2 separate regions of the Homo sapiens genome follow, and region 2 is linked to region 1. Evidence: read pairs that join two places in POLR2A ChIA-PET (ENCODE). Cell type or tissue: endothelial cell of umbilical vein. All regions are shown on one strand. Links, peaks and the distances in the headings refer to the core of each region. The heading gives the core; the rest is flanking DNA.

Region 1 (8,305 bases), core at 2,259-7,258:
TCCTCCCCCATGGGTTCAACTTGATTGGGAAAAGTGCAACTTCTTTAACATTCTTGCTTTCTGGGCTAAGATTTCCCAAAGAATTCTCTGTAAGGTGCTGTCCAGACCTGACCCTGTTTATCAGATAAAACTAAACCAAATAACTTCAGGTTGTTTTGACTACTGATGGATGAGATTTAGAAAATGACAGTCTGGAATCAGTCCATGAGGAACTGCATTCACATTGAGTTGACTGTGATTGTGTGTGGTATATCACTTTGATTTCTTCTATTTGGCCCATCTCTATGGATAATTTCTAGCAAATTCAAATTTACAAAGCAAATAAAATAATCTGACAGCTTGTAAGGGTGGGAAAGGATGTTGGCTCATTTCCCTAAAGACTTATCTCATAGAAAGGCCATATTTTATATGAAAAAGAAATATAATTCAATGTTTCTCTGCCAGAAAAGGCAGCCAAAATTTTTATATTGTTCTGGGAAGAAAACGACCTTTTGCAATTTCCATTTACTCTTCCTTACCAAACCTAGGACTTTATTCTTTTGGAGATGGAAACAGTATTGCAACATTTTCGTGAAGTGAATCTTCAAATAAAGTACAAAGAAGTTTCATTCCGCAAACCCCCAACCTCCTTCTTGTTTCTCAGTTCAGGCTCATTGTTGTCTTTAGCTCCTCTGCTCTCGGTTTTGGCTTCCTGATCACCTACATCATTTGTTTCTCTGTCTTTTCTGACCCTTCACCACAACACTGTGGTATTCACTATCATAACATGTGGGCCAAAATGAGTTCATACTGACTACTAGAGTATGTAATTCCACAGGAATTTTATGATCATTGAGCAATAATTCTTGTATATCTATTTTACAAAATTATCTAGGAAGCAAATTATAATAGAGTATTTCCTCAAGGCTCTTAATAACATGATCTATTTTTGGGAATTCTCTCTCCATGCTGGCACTTGAAATTTATTACCTCAATAGTTTTGACAGGCAAAAGGATGAAAGAGGTAGAACTGTTTAAAGTTATTTTTAGCCTAAATCTAGGTTTATTACTAACAATAGGTTCCCATTGTGCCACCCTAGAGCATCCAAAGTAATCAGAGTAGAATAGAGAGGCAATTAAATTGAAAGCCAACAATCTGCTGAATACGTATTTTAGTATCATTTCACCCTACCCTAACCTTCTTTATATGTTCAGACATCGGTAAGTGTAGTTCTCCTGTTCAGTAACTTACTGTGATTTTTTTTCATTTTTTTTGTCCCAAGTCGGTTGCAGAAGGAGGTGGCTATTCAACATAGGTCTCAGGGTGGTGAAAAATGAGTTAATATTTATTTGTTCCTATATAGATATTAAAGTATGCTTGACCAGGCACAGTTGCTCATGCCTGTAATCCCAGCACTTTGGGAGGCTGAGGTGGGAGGATCACTTGAGGCCAGGAGTTTGAGACCTACCTGGGCAACATAGCAAGACCCCCATCTCTACAAAAAAAGACGAATAAAAATTATTCAACCTGGGAAATCTGATTGAACAACAACAACAACATATAGCTAGGCATGGTGGCACATGACTGTAGTCCTAGATATTTGGGAGGCTGAGGCAGGTGGTTTATTTGTGTCCAGGAGTCCAAGACTGCAGTGAGCTATGATCATGCCACTGCACTCCAGCCTGGGTGACCAGACCAAGACTCTGTCTTTAAAAAATAAGTAAATACATAAATACATCTAAAGCATGCTTTACACACATCATCTCATTCAACACTCATAAACAATTCATGAGTAGGTTCACACTGCCTCTTATAAAGGAGCAAACTGCGTCTTCAAGAGGATAACATAACCTAATCCACCACTAATAAATTTTACCCCTTTAAATGATACAATTCCAACCAATGATTTGTGCAACAAAAACTTTTCTCCACTCTAACTTCTCCTCAAATCATTCTTTTGCAAACATACAAAAAATGACATACACATGGCCAGGCTCATGCCTGTAATCCCAACATTTTGGGAGGCCAAGGCGGGTGGATCATGAGGTCAAGAGTTCGAGACCATCTTGGCCAACATGGTGAAACCCCGTCTCTACTAAAATTACAAAAATTAGCTGGATGTGGTGGTGTGCGCCAGTAGTCCCATCTACTCGGGAGGCTGAGGCAGGAGAATTGCTTGAACCCGGGAGGCAGAGGTTGCAGTGAGCCAAGATCACGCCACTGCACCCCAGCCTAGCAACAGAGCAAGACTGCATCTCAGAAACAAACAAACAAAAAAGACAGACACATGCACATGTGCACACACTTAGAATATTGTATACCTACACCACAAGGCTCAAGGAAGCCTTCCATCCTGAAATGCAAATGCAATTAAGCATCTCAATTAGTAACTCTTAATAGCATAGTTTAGACATCAATGTGATTAAACAATTAACTGCAGCCCCTACATGGTGTTTCTTCACTCGCTAAGGTTAGCTGTGGTCGCTATTGTTTCTCCCCATGCCTTTCCCTTCCCACATCACCAGCTTCTTGATTGAGTTGTCCTGACCACACTTGGTTATTTTCCTATGGATTCTAATAATAAGTCAATTACAGAGGCCTGGCAGTTGGGGAAATGACTTTGGTAACTCCCTTCTGCACAGTATGAGCCCAACTAATGACAGAACAGAACACTTACTTTCTTTCCTTTGTTCATTTTGTTATTTTTCCTGCAATCCAATGAACCCTTTCTTTCCTAATTAGTTTTCTGCTCAGCAGCTTATCAAGTTTGTCTCTTCCAAACTAAATACATCAGGCAACTCTAGATCGTTGTCAAGAGACAAAGTTAAATCATTTGGGGAGGGGGTAAAAATAGCTCTAACTCGATCTCTACTGGGCTTTGGGGAAATCTAAAACATGTTCATTTTTCTTTCAAATTGGCTGCCTGGTTTCATTCTTCACTTTCTAGCATGACGGTAAAGTGGATTATTATTATTTTTTTTATCAACAGCATGGCAGCATTTAGATAGGGTGGGGGCAATCCTATTTTCCTATTTCACTGGATGAAGACAAGCAAAACAATATGCTTTGTCAGTATGGATATTTCTCTACCAAGATAGTCCCCAGAACGGTTCTATATAAATGTTATTAAACTCCGCATTAAACAGCCTGTGTGTATGGGTACTGAGCCCAGAAGTGCCTGACAGCTAATGAATAAACATATACTTTATTTCTAGCAAGGCTTTTTTAAAGGATATGGTGCCTGAAAACTTTTGGCAAAAAGATCCACTTACTTTTTATTTTAAAAACGCATATGCTCACATGGAAACAAAAGTAAACCAAGCAGAGTATCACTCCAATTCTTGAATTTATAAATAGGTAAATCTCTTATGATTTTGCCTGAAGAAAGTCAAGAGACGCCACCTTCTTCAGTTCAGAGAAAATGCTGCTGCGGCATGTCTTACTCCAGTCCCACGTTGGAGAGAGAGCTGCGTGTCCTTTATCCAGCTGGGCACTCTCCAGAGGGGGCTTATCTCTTTTTCGAACACATGGACTTGTAAATACAAAGTTCAAAGGGCTTCCTACACAGCCATTTTAGTCCTTATTTGGAAAGAGTAATGTAGATATACATATAGATATAAAATAAAGACAGCAGGTTTACCCAATATAGTTTGGAGCTGGAATTTTCATTCCGTGTGTGTGCGTGTGTGTGTGTGTGTGTGCGCGTCTGTGCACGTTTACATTGTTTTACTGCCTTATCATATATATGCCCAGATTAAACAGCTTACCTTGTTTTAGCCTCATGGTGGAATGAAGGAATACTTACTACTTTTACTACTTTTTCATCTCACTACGATGAATTTATTATGCACTTTTCATGATTTATCTGTGAGATCTCAGTCCATCCACAGTCAATGATAGCACAGAAAGCTCCTTACTCTAAATGTATAGCACAAAGTTTACACATGCAAATAGTATATACTGAAAAAAATAAAACTAGAAAGGCAAGTATGATGTAAATATATACTACATGAAATTTTCAAGGACGAAGACTACTTCTAACCACACCGTGGTGTCTCTGGTTTACCAGATAAGAACTATTATGAGCGGCTGAAGCTTACATCACCCCCCAAGTACAACAAGGCATTTGAGGGCTGAATCCCTGTAACAATTCAGACATGCTGAGAAGGAAGTTCAGGGCAGTCAGGTTTGGTGACTGTTCCATGGACAACGTCCTGGGCTCATCTTTGCGTCATTACCTACCCCTGGAACTGTGATTAACAACCGCTAAGCCTGGGACTTCGCGCCTCTTGATGAACTCTGCTTTAGAACAAAGCCATCATTCTAAGGAGCAGTTTAGTGTGCTGTAATGAACTGGAAGAAGGCAGAATGGCAGAATGTAAAGGCTGGGAGATATGGGCACTCTGCAGGAAAGCAGAGTCATTAAAAATAATGAGCAGTCTTCACTTCCTTCTTTTTATTAACTTTCTGCAAAGGACAACCCGACGCTTTATTTTTTAACACAGTCTCCACTTTTCCTAATATCCGTTAGCAGATGGCTAAACATTTTTTCCACAACATGTTCCATAATACGTGGGACTACGCTGCAAAACACTTAGGGTCTTTCCCCTTTTTGCTTAATACATCTTAAAACTGGTGTTTCTAATAACTGCCTCTAAGCTAAACAAGAACGTGTCATCCCTTCCGCCTCTGAAATATACAAAGGTAACATTTTAAGGGAGAGCTGAAACCACAGAGCAAGGGCAAACAAAAAGACTGTAAATGCCCATCCTAAAGTTCCATTCATTCCAAATTTCTCCCTCAAACTGGCCCTGCAGTACTAATTCGTGTCTAGGAATCTCTAGGAATGGTTTCAACACTTAATTGTTGGCACAGTTTTGCTTTCAGAATTCTGATAGGAAAAGAGAAGCCTGAACGAACCGGACGGTTGGAAAAAGGCCAGAATTTTAGTCTTGAAGAGATTTCTAGCATGAATTATGAACCTAGCTGTTCTGAGTTAGTACTTTGTTCCCTTGGAGAATGGCTGCCTTAGTGCCAAATCACAGAACCGAACTCATTTTTTTCCCCTTGTAGTTAATAACTTAAGCCAAGCTTCTGATCAAAGGGAAGGAGCACAACTGCTAAGACTTAGAGAAATTGTCAGCTTGACCAAAGTCTCTCTGACCTATGGATCCAAGTGACCCAAGTTCCTATTAATCAAAGGGTGGGAGAGGAAGTAGTACTGGAACACCTCTTACACATCAGGCACATGTCAAATACTTCATTTACACTGTTCCACATAATCCTCACAGTAACCCCAAGAAATTGGCATTTTTATCCATGAGTGATATTTAGAAAGTTAAGATTTATTAATTCATTCATTAAACAAATATATATTGTGCAATAAATATATTGTAGGCATGGTACCAGATGCTGAGGCTATAATGATAAGCTAGATAGATGCAGTGTCAGTTGCAGTGAAGTCTTACAATTTAGTGGGGATGATAGATATTGCATAAGTATTTATAAGCCTGATGAGCATTTTAGAAGGGGAAGCATAAAGTGCTGAACAGGTATTGAAAATGGAATTTTTCTCCATTCTTCAACACATGATTATTGGAAGCCCCAAGATACCACTAGCTTTGAAGTCTACTGCAAACTTTTGGCTTAGGAAACTAAACAGTGCTCTTATCAAGCAATAATCTTCCCTCTCCTGGATGTATCCTTGATTAATAATAGTGTCACTAATGGTGAAACATGAGTGGAAGATGCATGATTGTTAATATTACCACAAATGTGTTTGCTTGCTTAAGTAGAGCAAAGCTAAAATTCGACAAACAATTGGTATCTATGTTTAGATACCTAATAGAACTTTCTGTATTGATGGAAATGTTTTATATCTGTGCTATATATGGACCTTGGCTATTGAACATGTGAAAAGTTGATCCTTGGAACTAGGGGATGAAATTTTTTATTTGATTTGATTTTAATGAATTTTAATGTTAAAAGCTATATGTAGTTAGTAGCTACTATATTTGACAACATAGTTATAGATAATTTTCATGGGGCAGAAAGTGTCCGGAAACTTGCTCTCTCCATCATTGCATTTGGAGAGGTTTGGGTCTAAGTCAGTCGGAAGCCAAAAGGAATCAGTTTCTTTTGGAGTCATACTGAGACTCCTCTAATCTAGAGGAACCTTATATTTTTGGGATGGCTTCAAGAAAGATTTAGGCAGCAACAAGAAACCAACTTCAATCTAGACTGTAATAAGATGCAACTACAAACAGATCTGGAATAGTTCTTAAACCAAACTATCCTACCAGTGTTAGTCAGTTTGGAGATAATCCAGCATTGGCCCATTTCAGTTACCCATAAAGGAGGAGGATTCAAGTGCCCCCTAGGGTCAGAGCATGTCTGAAGGAAATATCACACACACACTCATACACATGAGCATATACACACACATGCCTTTGGGTGTTCGTGGATCAGACTTAGTGACCATACGTGTCTGAGACAGTTATTTTGCTAAGAGTTCTAATCAGGAAATGAAATAAAAGAGAGGTGATTTAAACCTAAAAAGAGATGAAACTGAAATTGCTTTAGATCCTTTTGCCGAAGCACCCAACTCATTATCTGAGCTTGTTTTAAATAAGCAAATGTTATCTATCAAGCAATACATAAAATTCGTCCTGCCAGATATTCAATTATTCAGTGATACAGTTTACTACACTGCCGCTTATTTGGGCTCCCATGTTTGGTGGGTCTCATGGCCTAAGAGACTTGCTGGGTTTTTTTGTTTGTTTTTCGCTTTTTGTTTTTTAAATAACACATAGTCAGATAGGTTGGTGCAAAAGTAATAGTGGACTTTGCCATTACTTTCAATGGCAAAAACCACAATTACTTTTGCATCAACCTAATACTTCCAATTTGCTCTTGGATGGCAATGACTTTTTTTCTTTGTGCTTTGGGTCTGCTGGCTGCTACCCCCTTAGCCAGCTACTTGACCTCACACACCAGCTATGAGTTGATCACAACATCTCTAACATAACTGTATCTTATTAGTCACTCAGACATTACTGGCAGCCTACCGCCTCCAGGGCTGCCGTAGGATGTAGCAGCCATATAAGGAAGCAGCAGGAATCAGTCACAATTATCCCTTGCTTTATTCTTAAGGAAAGAAAAGGAATCAGACCATTAAAAATATGATACCTGTATATTAGTAGGCTTGCTCGTTGCCAATTATCCTCTTGAAAACTGGTCTTATGCAAGCACTATTCATTTTCAGTGAAAAATGGGTTTGAGGCATGACTGATAACAGATCAGTTTATGAGATAGTATTAGATTCGTGCAAAAATAATTGTGCTTTTTGCCATTAAAAATAATGGCAAAACAGCAGTTACTTTTGCACCAACCTCATAGTAATAAAAGCTTCTTTTCTTTGGAAGCCAATAATGTACTAAACATACTTAGTATATACCTTCATTATTATATCCCATTTTTGTAAAAATTATTTCTATTTTTCAGGTGAAGAAACAACATCTATGAGCATTAACAACTTGTCGAAGGTCATATATGATACGTTTGGAAGTCACAAACTCATTTAACCCATGTAGCCTGAGCTGTTTCCCGTTTGCTGCACCATATTTTATGAGTAAGGTCCCTGAGAGGAGAAAGAGTTGTGAATGGGGTGGTGGAGGGGAGAAAGAATGCCAAGTTATCCAATTTCATTGGGTTAATAGAATTGATAACATGTCTGTTTTTCAATATAAGTCCCTTAACTTTGTCTAGCACAATCCTAGACACAAATAAGGTATTTGCTGAATGAAGTAAAAATATTAAAATCTGTTCCCAAAATATTCATTTGAAATATATTTTGGAGCCAGTATTATGTAAAAACATTGTATTTTGGCACTGGAATACAGGAAATAAACAAGAACGGAAAAGTTTCTCCCTTTGTGGACTTATATTCAGGTAGAGAAGACCAAAAAAAGCGCAGCAATGAATAAAATCATTCTGGATGGTGGTGAAGCATATGAAGAAAGTAGAACAGAGCAAGGTGGCTCGGGGCTCTGGAGTGACTGTGAAGGGGCTGGAGCACTAATTTAGACTGACTGATCAAGCAGTGCTTAACAGGGAGTTGGCCTTTAGTTAAGAGCTGAGTACCAACAGGAAAACATCAAGATGTATGAGGAGAGTATGCCAACAAGAGAAAACATCTCACTGAATGGACAGCAGGGAAGAGAAGAATCAAAGATGTTTCCTGGAGTTTGCTTTCAGCAACTGGTTAGAACATTAGTCATTTACTGAGAATGGAAGACTTGGAGGAAGCAGATTGTGTGGGAGGGA
Region 2 (8,305 bases), core at 1,861-6,860, 740 kb before region 1:
GTAGAGATGGGGTTTCGCCATGTTGCCCAGGGTAGTCTAGAACTCCTGAGCTCAAGTGATCTACTCAGCTTCTTCCCCTCAAAGTGCTGGGATTACAGGTGTGAGCCACCATGTCTGGCCTCACACTGAATTTTAACAGCACCTAGCACATAGTTAGTAGGCACTGAAAAAAACTTGTTGAATGTCATTCAATGAATGACACACATATCCAAATGCACAAAGCCATGCTGCATTCTGCAGTTTCTCATTGTAAGAATGTACTGGGCAGAATGGAAGAGAAATACATAATTTCCCAAAGTCTCATGCATTAAATTGTTTATTTGTATCTTGTTTTAGTATGTTCTTGGAAAACATTAAAACTGAACACACTAAAATATTTTGGGACTGGGTGCGGTGGCTCACGCCTGTAATCCCAACACTTTGGGAGGCCAAGGCAGGCAGATCACTTGAAGTCAGGAGTTTGAGACCAGCCTGGCCAAAATGGTGAAACTCTATCTCTACTAAAAATAAAATAAATTAGCTGGGCATGGTGGCATGTGCCTGTAATCCCAGCTACTGAGGAGGCTGAGGCAGGAGAATCGCTTGAACTCGGTAGGCAAAGGTTGCAGTGAGCCGAGATTGCGCCATTGCACTCCAGCCTGGGTGACAGAGCAAGACTCCGTCTCAAAAAAGAAAAAAAAAAAATATATATATGGAAGGAAAAATATATCCATATATATATATATATGGAAGGAGGGAGATTCTTGAAAGTTATTTGAATGACTTAGTAAAAAAAAATCTATAGTCAAAAGATTTTTTTCAAGTAATTTCTTAATCAGCAATAGAGAAAAGAATTTAGATGTAAAAAAGCAATCTTTCATAAACACTGACGAACAAACATGCCAGAAAATATATAGGAGATCTTCCCTGGAGTCAGGTAGGCTCAGAATTCAGACCTTTGCCTTGTAGAATTTCAAAGCCTGATGCCAAGCCAAAAAATGAAAGAAGGATGTATAAGTTATGAATACTCTGAAAAGACTCCCACCTCATTAATATGTCTCAAAACACATTGCTTAAGGGTAAAGTTAATTAAATCACAGTACACATAAATTTGAAAAGGACTGGTAATCAATCACAGACAAAATTATGTTATATTGAGACAAAATGAGAATAGTGGACATAAACAAAAATTAAGTGAAAACAGATTCACACAATGGAAGGAACTTTTCACCTGACTTAATGCTGACTCTCTATGCTATCCAGCTTTCAGGGATATTTGAGGCAAACTGAGTAAAGAATTAAATATTATTCTTCACTTGAGATCTTTTAAAGTAGTGAATCTCATTTTGGGAGGCTGAGGTGGGAGGATCACTTGAGGTCAGGAGTTTGAGATCAGCCTGGCCAACATGGCGAAACCCTGTTTTTACTAAAAATACAAAAATTAGCCAGGTGTGGTGGCATGTGCCTGTAATCCCAGCTACTCGGGAGAATGAGGTGGGAGGATTGCTCGAACCTCAGAGGTGGTGGTTGCAGTGAGCCGAGATCATGCCACTGTACTCCAGCCTGGGTGACACAGCGAGACTCCATCTCAAACAAAACAAAATAAAATAGTGAATCTTCCATTTAGCACTTGATAATTTCTTAAGCTGGCTATAAAACTCTTAAATTTACTGGCTGAATTATGCAGTTTTGTGGCTTTTTCGAAACCTTTATATGTGTTTTCTTGTTGTCTGTCCTTGGGCCTTTCACTTTCATTTCAACTATTTTGCAAGAAAAGAAAAGAAAGAAACTTGAACCAGCCATTCTTATTACTTGTTAACAGTTCTGACAAAATATACCCCAAGTTTTTGCTTGTTTTGTTTTGAATTAGCTGCAAGTTCCAAGTATTCATGCATTCTCACTAATATAGGAACAATCAACAGGAGGTGTGAAGTTACCTTCTGTAGCTGGAATAATTTCTATCCCTGAAAAGTTATTTCCCTGATAAATCTTCCTCCTATAACATAGAAACTTAGAATTGGAAGGGTCTTAGTAATAAGCTACTTCAAACCTTTACTGAGGCATCTTCCTAGCAACTACTACTAGGAGGAAGTGATGTATGGTGGAAAGAACAAAGGTTTGGGAGACAGACAGACCTAATTAATAACCCTGGTATGCCATCTAAAACTTTTGAATTTCAGTTTATTTATCTGTAAATGAGGCTAGCAAAAGGTATTCATGAGGCCCTTGGGCAGATTATGTAATATAACAGATGTACAAAGGCCAGCAGCACCATGCCATGGATAAACCGCAGGACTTGGAGTTGGAGCTGAACCCAGCAGGGTCCTGTCCCAGCTTTGTCTCTTCAAGGCTGTGTGTTTCTGGACAGGTCACTTATCTTCTCTAAGGCCCAGTTTTCCTATCTGTAAAATGGGAAAAAATACACCTAATTCTTGATACTATTTTTAAAGACTGAATGGGATAACGTATACTATGCTCAAATAATATGATCTATTATCATTAGGTCAATTCAGATTAAAAGCTAGGAGCTGGATAAACCCACTTCCAAGGTTCTCGGATTAACAATGTTATATACATAATAAAGGCAGCTATGTTTATAACTGATAATGTTAATTTACGAGAGGAAAATCAAGGTTACACATTCATAGTACAGGTTAAGTATCCTTTATCTGAAGTACTTGGGAGAAGAAGTGTTTTGGATTTTTGATTTTTTGAATTTTAGGATATTTGCATATATGTAATGAGATATCACGAACATGGAACCCAAGTCTCAACATGAAATTTAATTATGTTTCATATACAACTTATACACATAGCCTGAAAGTAATTTTCTACAATATTTTAAATAATTGTATGCATGAGACAAAGTTTTTAAATTTTGTTTGTTTGTTTTGTGTTTTTTAATAGAGATGTGGTCTCACTATGTTGCTCACACTGGCCTCAAATTCCTGGGCTTACGAGATTCTCCTGCCTCAGCCTCTGAAAGCACTAGGATTACAGGAGTGAGCCACTGCGCTCAGCTGAAACAAAGTTTTAACTGCAACCAGTCACTTGAGGTCAACCAGTTACTTGAGGTGTGGAATTTTCTATTTGTGGTGTCATGTTGGTGTGCTCAAAAAGTTTCAGATTTTGGAGCATTTCAGATTTTGGATTTTTGAATTAGGGATGCTCAACCTGTATATGCAGTAGAAAAAACCATCCTATATTTTAAAATTTCTCGAACATATTAACACATATATATTTATTATGTGCTTCGTAAGCATAAGTCAATATAGAAGACAAAAAGCGGGGAACCCAAAGAGGGTCATAGGGTACTCCTGAGAAGACACCCATCTAGAAGGGGGTTGAAGGCATCTATGCACACTGGAATAACTAACTTCACAAGTAGCAAATGCTAAATGGTAAATAAAGGGTGCAAAATAATAAACACTACAGGAGTTCCGAAGAGCAAAGCTAGGCTCACTTTCAGAAGGTACAGTCAAAAGAAGAGGAGGTGGGATTTGTGTTGAGTCTTTGAGGTGGGATTTGGAGAGGAGGTGAGTAGCATGGAGGTCATTATTTCAGATGGAGAGAATGTGCTATCCTGTCCATCCCTCACCTCCAATTGAAACTGATGACAAGGATGCAAATATGAGTCTCAGAAGATTCCATCACTTGGTTTAAGAAGAAGGGTGAGGCCGGGCGCGGTGGCTCATGCCTATAATCCCAGCACTCTGGGAGGCCGAGGCAGGTGGATCAGTTGAGGCCAGGAGTTTGAGACCAGCCTGGCCAACGTGGTGAAACCCTGTCTCTACTAAAAATACAAAAATTAGCTGTGTGATAGCTTGTGCCTATATTCCCAGCTATTTGGGAGGTTGAGGCAGGAGAATCGCTTGAACCTGGGAGGCAGAGGTTGCAGTGAGCTGAGATCGGGCCACTGCACTCCAGCTTGGGCAACAGAGTGAGACCCTGTCTCCAAAAAAAAAAAAAAAAAAAAAAAAACCTAGATAAAGATCACCTCTCTCCATAGAAAGCTAGGAAAAAAACCATTAGGGGCAATATTAATGAACAATTTGCTACCCGCCCAGCGTTCCTCATTTCCCAGATGTGTATGTTATCAAACTGCTGAAGCTTGGTTAGGGGTAAGAACACACATCAAACTGGCCATAGCTGAATCCACATCCTAAGGAATTCGCATGACTACAACATAAAAAGTTAAAGAAACAAGAAAACAAAGGTGGAAATACCTGTTGTTAAACTTATCTTGACATAGTTTCAGGAGTCATGTGCAGAGTTCTCAGGTTAGGGTTTACTATGACTCAAAGCCACATCTTTCCTTTAGGGTCCGGGATCATGGAACCCACCCCTACCTCTCACTGACATCTCCACCTCGATGACTCAAAGGCACCACACATTCCCTATCTCTAGAATGCACAAGCCTCCTCCCAACAATTGCCTAAACCCAAACCTACAAGTCCCCATAGACCCTTCCCTCTCTTCCCTAGCTTGTGTAATAGATGGCTCACTTATCTCTCCAGTCCGTTTCCACCTCCTCTAATCTATCCATACACCACACTGCTGCCACATAGAGTATCATCTACAGGATAAAATCTGAACTTCTTAGCAAAGCTCCAAAGGGCATCATTATCTGGCCCCAGCCTATCAGTCTGACTTGAGCTTCCAACATGCTTCCCTTGAAATTTGCATTCTGGCAACATCTAATTACCTAAGAGGTCCTTGAGCTTAACCTGCTTTGGGGGCCTCCCTGTCTTGCACACACTCTTCCCTCTTTACTATACTAACAACTTGGGAAACTTCCACTCATCCTTCTAGCCCAAGCTCAAGTAGCATCTCTGCTCTGATTCTTGTTTGACACCTTTGCACATGCTGAAATGCTCCACTGTCCATGTACCTCACAGTATTGCTATTGTTCACAAGGTCAGACTTTGCACCCACATTGCAAGCCCCTTGAAATCAGGGACAAAATATTTTTCTCCTTCTGTCCTCCAACCTGGCACACAGCAGCTCACCCAAACAAAAATCTGTTGAGTATAGTGGCACATGCCTGTGGTCCCAGCTACTCAGGAGGCCAAGGTGGGAGAATCGCTTGAGTCCAGGAGGTCGAGGCTGCAGTGAGCCATGATCGCGCCACTGCACTCCAGCCTGGGCAACAGAGCGAGACCTTATCTTAAAAGAAAGAAAGAAAAAATCTGTTGAGTAAATGACTGAACTTTAAAATGAGGAAAAGAAGAAGCAATATCATTTGGTTAAAACCAAGAAGTTTGAAGAAATTCACTGGAAACATTAGTTTATTTACTGGAAGAGAAAGGGTGACTTGCATAAGGGTATTCTCTATCAGTTTATCCTTTCTTTGAAACTGCCAACAAAATAGTCTCCCAAATGTCGTATTATAGGGCAAAGAAACACAGTGGCATTTGTGGAAAAGACATAACCCCTATAGTACTACCTGAATTTACAGAGTTTTTGAACTGTTTTCAACTGCTACTCAGATTTATCTAGAATATTTCCAATCCTCTTCCTACTACAAAACAACAAATCAACAGAAAACACCATAAAAACTTAGAACCAGCAAGTCAACAGAGATTTAGCAGTAACTTAGCTTTGAGAACGCTCGAAGTTACTTTCAAAGCCCATCTATAAAGGAGGAGACATTATAAAATTGTCAAGAGAGTTTCTCCTTTTTGGCATACCTTGACTAACAGGGTGACACACAGATTCCTGCCTGAAGTACTAGGGCTGAACTCTAAAATCCTCAACTTTTGAGTGTTTGGTTAATTGCAATCATTTACTTTCCTTGGGAATTAATAGAAACCATCTGCTTAATGATAAAGCTGAGCTCTGCAATTATTTGAGGAAAAATGTGCCACAGTCAGCACAAAAAAGCCTTATTGAGGAAGCCTGCTAGACTATGTATTTTTTTAATAATTAAAGCCAATTGCATTCATTAATTTTAAAATGCCATTGTGATCAGCTAACTCTTTTTAAAAATTTATCAGCACCACCCTTGTTAATATGCACCTATGCAACCTTCAATTTTAAACTTACGGTAGCTTAAATAACTATAATTGTACAGATGGTTGTGATCACACATCAGAATGTTGAGGTGATCATGAGAAAAAATAAAGATGGAGAAATAAATGTCTACTGTGAACCACATATCTGCCTTCTGGGTCTGATACCTGTGTGTAGCAGAGTTATTTTACTTCCTAGCAAACAGGAAGATTGTTGTAAGCACTCCAAACAAACTGACTTTGAACTGGTCATCAGTCAAAGCTCCCAGTAATACTAACTGCAGTTCTGCTAGCAGATGTGGAGGGTCCCAGAAAAACAGGCAGCTTTTGTTACACAGCAGCCTGCAGAACAGGAAGAGCCAACAAAGTCCCCACTGAATGGCTGTAAATATTGATCCACCTGTAAAGAATAAGGGTGCCATCTCTGTATGATGGCAAATAAATAAAGAAGGAGGAGAGTGGAGGAAAGAGAAACACACACATTAGGGCCAATTGCTTGAAGCTGGTTTCTTCTCCCTGTGTGTGGCCCAAGGGAAGAGGAGACGTTTATTTGGACATCCTCTCTTCCAAAAGGTTGGCTGTCTGATTTTCAATGGGTCCAATGCTAGAGTCCAGTTAATTTCATAAGCAGACACCATATAGTTATGAAGCAACTTAATAAGGATTTTGAATTTTTAAAAGCCAGTTGGTGGGAAGCAGCTGATCCACACCACCTCAACCAAAAAACAAAAAGCCCCACTATATTTCTATGATGTTTAAAACTACTACAGTCCTTAACCTACAGTATGGCATGGAAGCTAAGAAGGTGGATTTTGTCAAGTATGACAAATACTGACTGAAATCTCCATTAGCCATTCACAACCTGTACACATTCAAGAAAGTTACTTTTTTTTTTTTTTTTTTTTTTTTGGAGACAGGCTCTCACTCTGTTGTCTAGGCTGGAGTGCAGTTATGCAACCTCGGCTCACTACAACCTCTGCCTCCTGGGCTCAAGTGAACCTCCCACCTCAGCCTCCCAAGTAGCTGGGACCACAGGTGCATGCCACCACGCCCGGCTAATTTTTATATTTTTTAGTAGAGACAGGGTTTTGCCATGTTGCCTAGGCTGGTCTTGAACTCCCGGGCTCAAGCAATCCTCCCACCTTGGCCTCCCAAAGTGCTGGGATTACAGGTGTGAGCTCCCGTGCCAGGCCAAGAAAGTTCCTTAATGTCACTCTACACTATTTCCTATTTCTGTAAAATGGAGGGAATATTAATAACAGGAAACTAAGTAAGACAATGTATGAAAAGCACTTAGTCCAGAGCCCCGAACAGAGCAAGTGCTCCACAAAGGTGGGTTCTATTTGCTTTTTTATTCTTATTGTCATTACAGCCAAAGTCAGAGAATTAGCAATAAAGTCTCAGGAATCACCAATGGGGGTCCCATCGTCAGAAGGAAGGCATCTCCTCTCTTCTTTCCAGAGGGACTTGAGGGAGGAAGTTAAGAGTTGGGCACAGAGCGCTGTGAGTAGTAGTAGCAAGCAGCACTTGTATTAGGAACGTATGTAAAGACCCTGTTTTAAATTGGAGTAAACACAATCACATTTCTGACAAATAGGGAAGTGGTCTCTTAGAATGGCCGTCCCCAATCTTTTTGGCACCAGGGACCCGTTTCATGGAAGACACGGAGGTGGAGTGGGAGTGGATGTTTTCATCAGGCAATAGATCCTCATAAGAAGCGCGCAATCTAGGGAGGTTAGATCCCTCTCCTGCGCGGTTCACAATAGAGTTTGAGCTCCTCTGAGAATCTAATGCTGCAGCTGATCTGACAGGAGGTGGAGCTCAGGCTGTATTGCTCGCTGGCCGGCGGCTCACCTCCTGCTGTGCGGCCCGGTTCCTAACAGGACAAGGACTGGTACTGGTCTTTGGCCTGGGGGTGGGGACCCCTGTCTTAGAATATGAATATTTATGTGTCATCCCCAGGTTCTTAAATTTTTTTTTTTTCTCGGCCGGGCTTGGTGGCTCACGCCTGTAATCCCAGCACTCTGGGAGACCGAGGCGGGCGGATCACCTGAGGTTAGGAGATAGAGACCATCCTGGCTAACACGGTGAAACCCTGTCTCTACTAAAAATACAAAAAATTAGCCGGGCGTGGTAGCGGGCACCTGTAGTCCCAGCTACTTGGGAGGCTGAGGCAGGAGAATGGCGTGAACCGGGGAGGCAGAGCTTGCAGTGAGCCGAGATCACGCCACTGCACTCCAGCCTGGGCAACAGAGCGAGACTCCGTCTCAAAAAAAAAAAAACTGTTTTTCTCCAAACAATAAGTCCATTGTGTT

What was found. Peaks named below come from ENCODE experiments on the same cell type or tissue, not always from the same donor. Only the 100,000 strongest peaks of a DNase experiment are listed, where the experiment ranks them.
Region 2: POLR2A ChIA-PET joins it to region 1 with 5 read pairs; 2 of 35 experiments call an interaction of 5 or more read pairs at or near these places.

What each region holds. Positions count from the first base shown.
Region 1 is chr12:43,284,698-43,293,002 of GRCh38, forward strand. No RefSeq gene overlaps it. Among named protein-coding and RNA genes, the nearest start is that of LINC02461, 130 kb to the left of the region's middle. In endothelial cell of umbilical vein, for the core only: no CTCF peak of the experiment used is centred there; DNase peaks (open chromatin) are centred at 4,184, 4,554 and 4,764.
Region 2 is chr12:42,545,185-42,553,489 of GRCh38, forward strand. All of the region lies in intron 1 of PRICKLE1 (prickle planar cell polarity protein 1), which reads right to left. Among named protein-coding and RNA genes, the nearest start is that of PRICKLE1, 40 kb to the right of the region's middle. RefSeq lists an enhancer at 8,001-8,305. In endothelial cell of umbilical vein, for the core only: no CTCF peak of the experiment used is centred there; no DNase peak of the experiment used is centred there.